Regions from separate parts of the Mus musculus genome. Here region 2 is linked to region 1. The links are chromatin loops, found by intact Hi-C in ENCODE. Cell type or tissue: heart. All regions are shown on one strand. Region 1 overlaps P4ha2 (procollagen-proline, 2-oxoglutarate 4-dioxygenase (proline 4-hydroxylase), alpha II polypeptide). Region 2 overlaps Rapgef6 (Rap guanine nucleotide exchange factor (GEF) 6).

Evidence for each region. A loop is a pair of places that touch in the nucleus more often than their neighbours do. Peaks named below come from ENCODE experiments on the same cell type or tissue, not always from the same donor. Only the 100,000 strongest peaks of a DNase experiment are listed, where the experiment ranks them.
Region 2: it touches region 1 in a loop (4-fold over the local background); 4 of 42 quality-filtered maps call a loop at or near these places.

The regions. Positions count from the first base shown.
Region 1 is chr11:54,131,484-54,133,983 of GRCm38, reverse strand. P4ha2 (procollagen-proline, 2-oxoglutarate 4-dioxygenase (proline 4-hydroxylase), alpha II polypeptide) reads right to left here. Exons shown (of 16, transcript NM_001136076.2): 16 at 2,317-2,500. Among named protein-coding and RNA genes, the nearest start is that of Gm12223, 9.1 kb to the left of the region's middle. In heart, no CTCF peak of the experiment used is centred here; no DNase peak of the experiment used is centred here; H3K27ac peaks cover 595 bases.
Region 2 is chr11:54,541,450-54,543,949 of GRCm38, reverse strand. It overlaps Rapgef6 (Rap guanine nucleotide exchange factor (GEF) 6), which reads right to left. Exons shown (of 29, transcript NM_001252494.1): 2 at 301-371. Among named protein-coding and RNA genes, the nearest start is that of Rapgef6, 20 kb to the right of the region's middle. In heart, no CTCF peak of the experiment used is centred here; no DNase peak of the experiment used is centred here.

The sequences.
Region 1 (2,500 bases):
TGGCGGAGGGCCCAGCCCATTGTGGGTGGGGCCATCCCTGGGCAGGTGGCCCTGGGTTCTATAAGAAAGCAGGATGAGGAAGCCATGTGGAGTAAAAAGTAAACAGCTCCCCTCCATGGCCTCTGCATCAGCTCCTGCCTCCATGTTCCTGTCCTGACTTCCTTGAGTGATGAACAGCGATGTGGAAGTGAAAGCCAAGCAAACCCTTTCCTCTCCAACTTGCTTTGGTCACTGTGTTCCATCACAGCAACAGATACCCTGACTGGGACAACATATATCTCCCTAAGAAAACACTAGTCCTATGACCTCATTAACTCCAAGGATCCCACCTTCTAATACTACTAGGGGTCAGGATTTCGATGTATGAATTGGGGGAAGGGCTCAAACATTTGGTCCACAGCACACACCCAGCTAGTTAAAACCTAAGCATAGGACCACACCAGATGCTGGAGGGAGGTAGGGTAAGAACGTTCATTTACTCCTGGTCAGTGTGGGTATAACATACTGCATACATCATAAGATAACACTGAAGACTGACCAACGGGAAGTCCACATTTCTGTTCTTAGGTAAATATACGAAAGAACTGTATTTGTGGCAACCAGAAGTCATGTATAAAAATGCCTATCACATCCTTTGTCATGCTATACAAAGACTGAGACCCTCTCAAATTCTGTATTGTGATATAGACCCACTGTGATGATGAATCTTGAGTGCCAATATCATAGAATCCAGAGTCAACCAAGAGATACACCTCTGGCCAGCTCTGTGGGGGCACTTCCAGGAGGGATTAACGGAGGGGGGAGAACCCTCTCTCACAGTACACAACACGTTCCTGTGATGGTCCAGATGCAAGATGATCCAAAACAGCAGCTCTCTTGTTCTTCCTTGCCTGCCTTTGCGTCTTGCTGGTGAGTGCATCTGCCCAGTTGCTGCTACCCTTCACTGCTTCTCCCACCTCCCAATGTGGACTGGGGACCAGTCACTCTGCTGAAGTCCCCAGGCCTTCAGCACCAGATTGGGACAACAGAGTCACCAAACCTCACAGACTAAACTGCTGCTGGTTCTCAGCCTCTCCAGAGTGCAGCTGGCCACTGTTGAACCACCCAGCCTGCATCCTGTAAGGCAATCTAATAAATCCCCCTTTGTAACATATATTCACCCTTCCAGTTCTGTTTCTCTGGAGGGCCCCCCACCCCCATCCCCACCCCCGCCGCATGAACTGTTAAAAACAAACTCTGTGGTAATACAGACCTTCAACAAAATATCAGATGAAAGAAGCCAGACAGACAAACTTGGTCAGTGAAAATGAGGTAACTGTATTCAGTGACCTGGTCACAGGAGGGAAACTTCAGTGGTGACCGCAAACCATCAGCCCACGGCTATCACTGACCTTTGGGGACCGGGAAGGAGATGCAGTCTGGTGGGCCTCCCACACGGTTCCCGAGTGCTGACAGGAAGGTTGCAGCCGGCAGAAGGTGACACATGCTTTCACATTCTTCACATTTGTCACCGGGGACAACTCAGTGTACATGTCCCATGCCGAACATTAACAGCTTTCCAGCTGTGAACACCTGTTCTCTCTGTGTTCTCTGGGTGAGCAGGTGAGATTACTTACCACCTCCGATTTCCACACTGCAGCCTGGAGGGCACGCCAGTGTGGAAAAACCAGGTCTAGAACCTGGGGCTAGTGTTCTGCTCTGCAGAACATCTGTATGGCAGAGATGCACACAAATCAGAAAAAAAATTGTAAAAGAGCTCCTGCGTGGTGTGCTACACACTCATGCGTGTGCGTGTTTGTGTGTACACCGGCTTGTGGAGACTGGCCATCCACTTCTTCCATTTTCCTCTGTGAGCTTCCAACCTTATTTTTTTGAAACAGTGTCTCTCACTGAGCCTGGAGCTTGCCAATTTGGCTAGGCTGCCTGGTCAGCAGGCCCCAGAGATGCTTGCCTCTGCCACCCTAGCACTGAGATTATAGGGAGGCACTGTCAGGCCCTGAGTTTTATGTACTTGCTGGATATCAGAATTCAGGTCCATGTTCGTGTGACAGGCACTCTTTTTTTTTTTTGGTTTTTCAAGACAGGATTCTCTGTGTAGCCCTGGCTGTCCTGGAACTCACTCTGTAGACCAGGCTGGCCTTGAACTCAGAAATCCGCCTGCCTCTGCCTCCCGAGTGCTGGGATAAAAGGCATGTGCCATCACGCCTAGCTGTGGCAGGCATTTTAAGCCAAGCCAGGCCCAGTTCCTGGAAACAATACCAAACAATACAAACAATACCAAACAAGAATAACAACAAAACCAAAACACTCCAAAATAAGGCTATTTAAGGCTTCTGGCAGGAACATTTTTATTTTTTGGTTAAAGCCACAACAAATAGAAATGTGATAAAAACACACATGTAAACAGCATCAGAACTTTGGTTTCACTGAGACATCTTCTACCTGAAATATCTGAGGTACAAAGGCACCGTGCCGGGTGCTATAGTCTGGCTCTACCGCA
Region 2 (2,500 bases), 410 kb before region 1:
CCAGTCTCTCTCTCTCTCTCTCTCTCTCTCTCTCTCTCCTTTTTGTTCTTTTGAGACCAGGTTTTTCTGTGTAGCCCTGGCTGGCCTTGAACTCAGAGAAATCTACCTGCCTCTGCTTTCCCATGGGCCAACTCCACCCTGGCTGTATATAGTCCTTACTGTGCTTTCAAACTTGAGGACACTAGAGATCTAGTCTAAGTACTTCAAATGCCTAAGACAGGATGACTGTAAAGGTTTAACAAGTACCCGGTGAACAGATGCGTAACATATAGCGCAGACTGATAAACCAATCACACTCACCTAAGCTGATGCTCCCTGAGGTTTGATAGTATTTCCATCCCATGCAGATAAGAATAAATAATATTTAAGTCCTGTGAAACACAAAGGTGTTTAGATTACTTTTCAAATATACACTCCAAAATATGACCCATCCTCCTCACTCAAATCTTTTTAAGCACCCCAACCATTTAAGACAGAGCTCTGTTAACTACACAAGGGCCGCAGAAACCTCTGAATTCCAAGTTTTACAAAAGTAAGGAGGAGCTCCCTCTAGGAATTCCTCTTCTTCATGAGCATAGCACCTACTCAAACAATACAAAGCCAACAACTCATTACTTCTTACCTTTCTTACCTAAGTATTTCTAAACAGCTATGACCTTTTCTTTAGTACCCACATATTTGTGGACACTAAATATAAAAATATTTCAAACACTCACACAGGCAAATACAGCTCAGTTTGTTTTTAGTTTCCTCCAGATTAGTCTCAATGTTTGTAGGCTTTAGGCATCCCATCTAACACCTCCAAAGATCTGGTTTTTCCTTTATTTTAGAGATTTATTTTATTTTTAATTATGTGCTTATAAGGTGGTGGTAAGGAGTATGTTCATGTGATGTCTCCAGAGCTGGAGTTACAAGTGGTTATAAGCTGCTCACAGTGGGTTCTGAGAACACAGGTCCTCTGTAAGAGCAGTAAACAGACTTAAGCCATTGAGCCATCTCTCTCCAGCCCCGTGGTTTTTTAAAGTCCCCTTAAAATATGATTTTCTAAAGGACTCTCAAGAGACTCCGTATTATAATTTCCTATAAGCAAAAATATATCCAATGGACGGCACTACTATTAACTCTGAAAGCAGCAAGCAATCTTTCTTTAGCCCTCTGATAAAATATAATCTTAACTATGAGCTTTGGCATATGCAAATGAGAACTTCACAGAAGTTCACATCCCCAACAGAAAGGTGTGTTCTGCTACTCATGTTATTTAAGATTACTGGTATGTGGTGATGATAATAAAAAGCAGACAAACATAAATTCTCTATATAATATATATCCCTTATTCTCTTGTAAGAAACATTTTCATATCAGCAGAGACCACTGCTAACTACTGTCATACTCTGATATGTGACTTGCCAAGTATCTATTAGTAACAGAGGAAAAAGAAACCAAGGCAACTTGCATTCTAGTAAGTTAGTAAGGCAATATGGGGATACTAATAAAAAGAAACATTGCACTGAATCCAAAGATCACAATTTTCTACTGAGGAAAGTTAAACACATAGTATCTCCGATTAGTCCTTATTAAAATGAAAAGTGAAAAAATTTTAAGTGAATAAAAGGGGTTACAAAATTAAAAAAGAAAACCATTTCAAGTAAGAAGGGTCTACAAAGATTTGGAAGAGAGGAGATAAAGCAAATTAAACTTCTAATACAGCTACCATGATATTTTCTCTTTTCTATTATTATCTCATGATTTCCTGCAATAGGAATATACCACCTTCCATACAGAGTCTATTTGTTCTTCCCACTGATCTCGGTTAGTTCTATAATTTATTCCGATCAGTAGAATGGGACAGGAACAAGGTTAACTAACTTCAGATCTGCAAGTACTTCTAGAAACCTGCAAAACGTCCCCCTTTAGTCTTGAAGACACAGTCACCACGTGCAAATATGTAAAATTAAATTACAAAAGAGAGAACAGTATATGGTAGCACATCACTATAATAATAGCACTCAAGAGGTAGAACCTGGAGAATCAGAAGTTCAAGGTCCTCCTTAGCTACATAGGGAGCTTGAGGTAAATTGCGTCATAAGAAATATTGTCTCAAAATGGGAAAACAAAAGATGAACAAAAAAGGAAAAATATTTTTTTCAGGTAAATAACTAGATTAAAAGAGAAGTAAGTTTACTCCATAAGAAATACATCTGAATTTCTGAGTGTGACTCTGCAGGTTTAGAGATCTTGATTCTTAAGATTGTATACAGTTTTTGAGGAAAAGAGCAGTACAAGACTCTTACTGAACTACAAGTACAAGCTGCTAGCAGAGTAACTTTAAACTCTAGGACCTAAGAAGCAACAGGTGAGGGCAGCTGCTGATTTGAAAGAATAAACTGATCTTCATCACCAGGGAGAAATAGAGCTGCTTTTACGTAGTACTCCAATATAGAATAGCAACTACTTACATAGTTTTTAGTTACCAGTCACCTAGAGAAACTACGAAGTATAT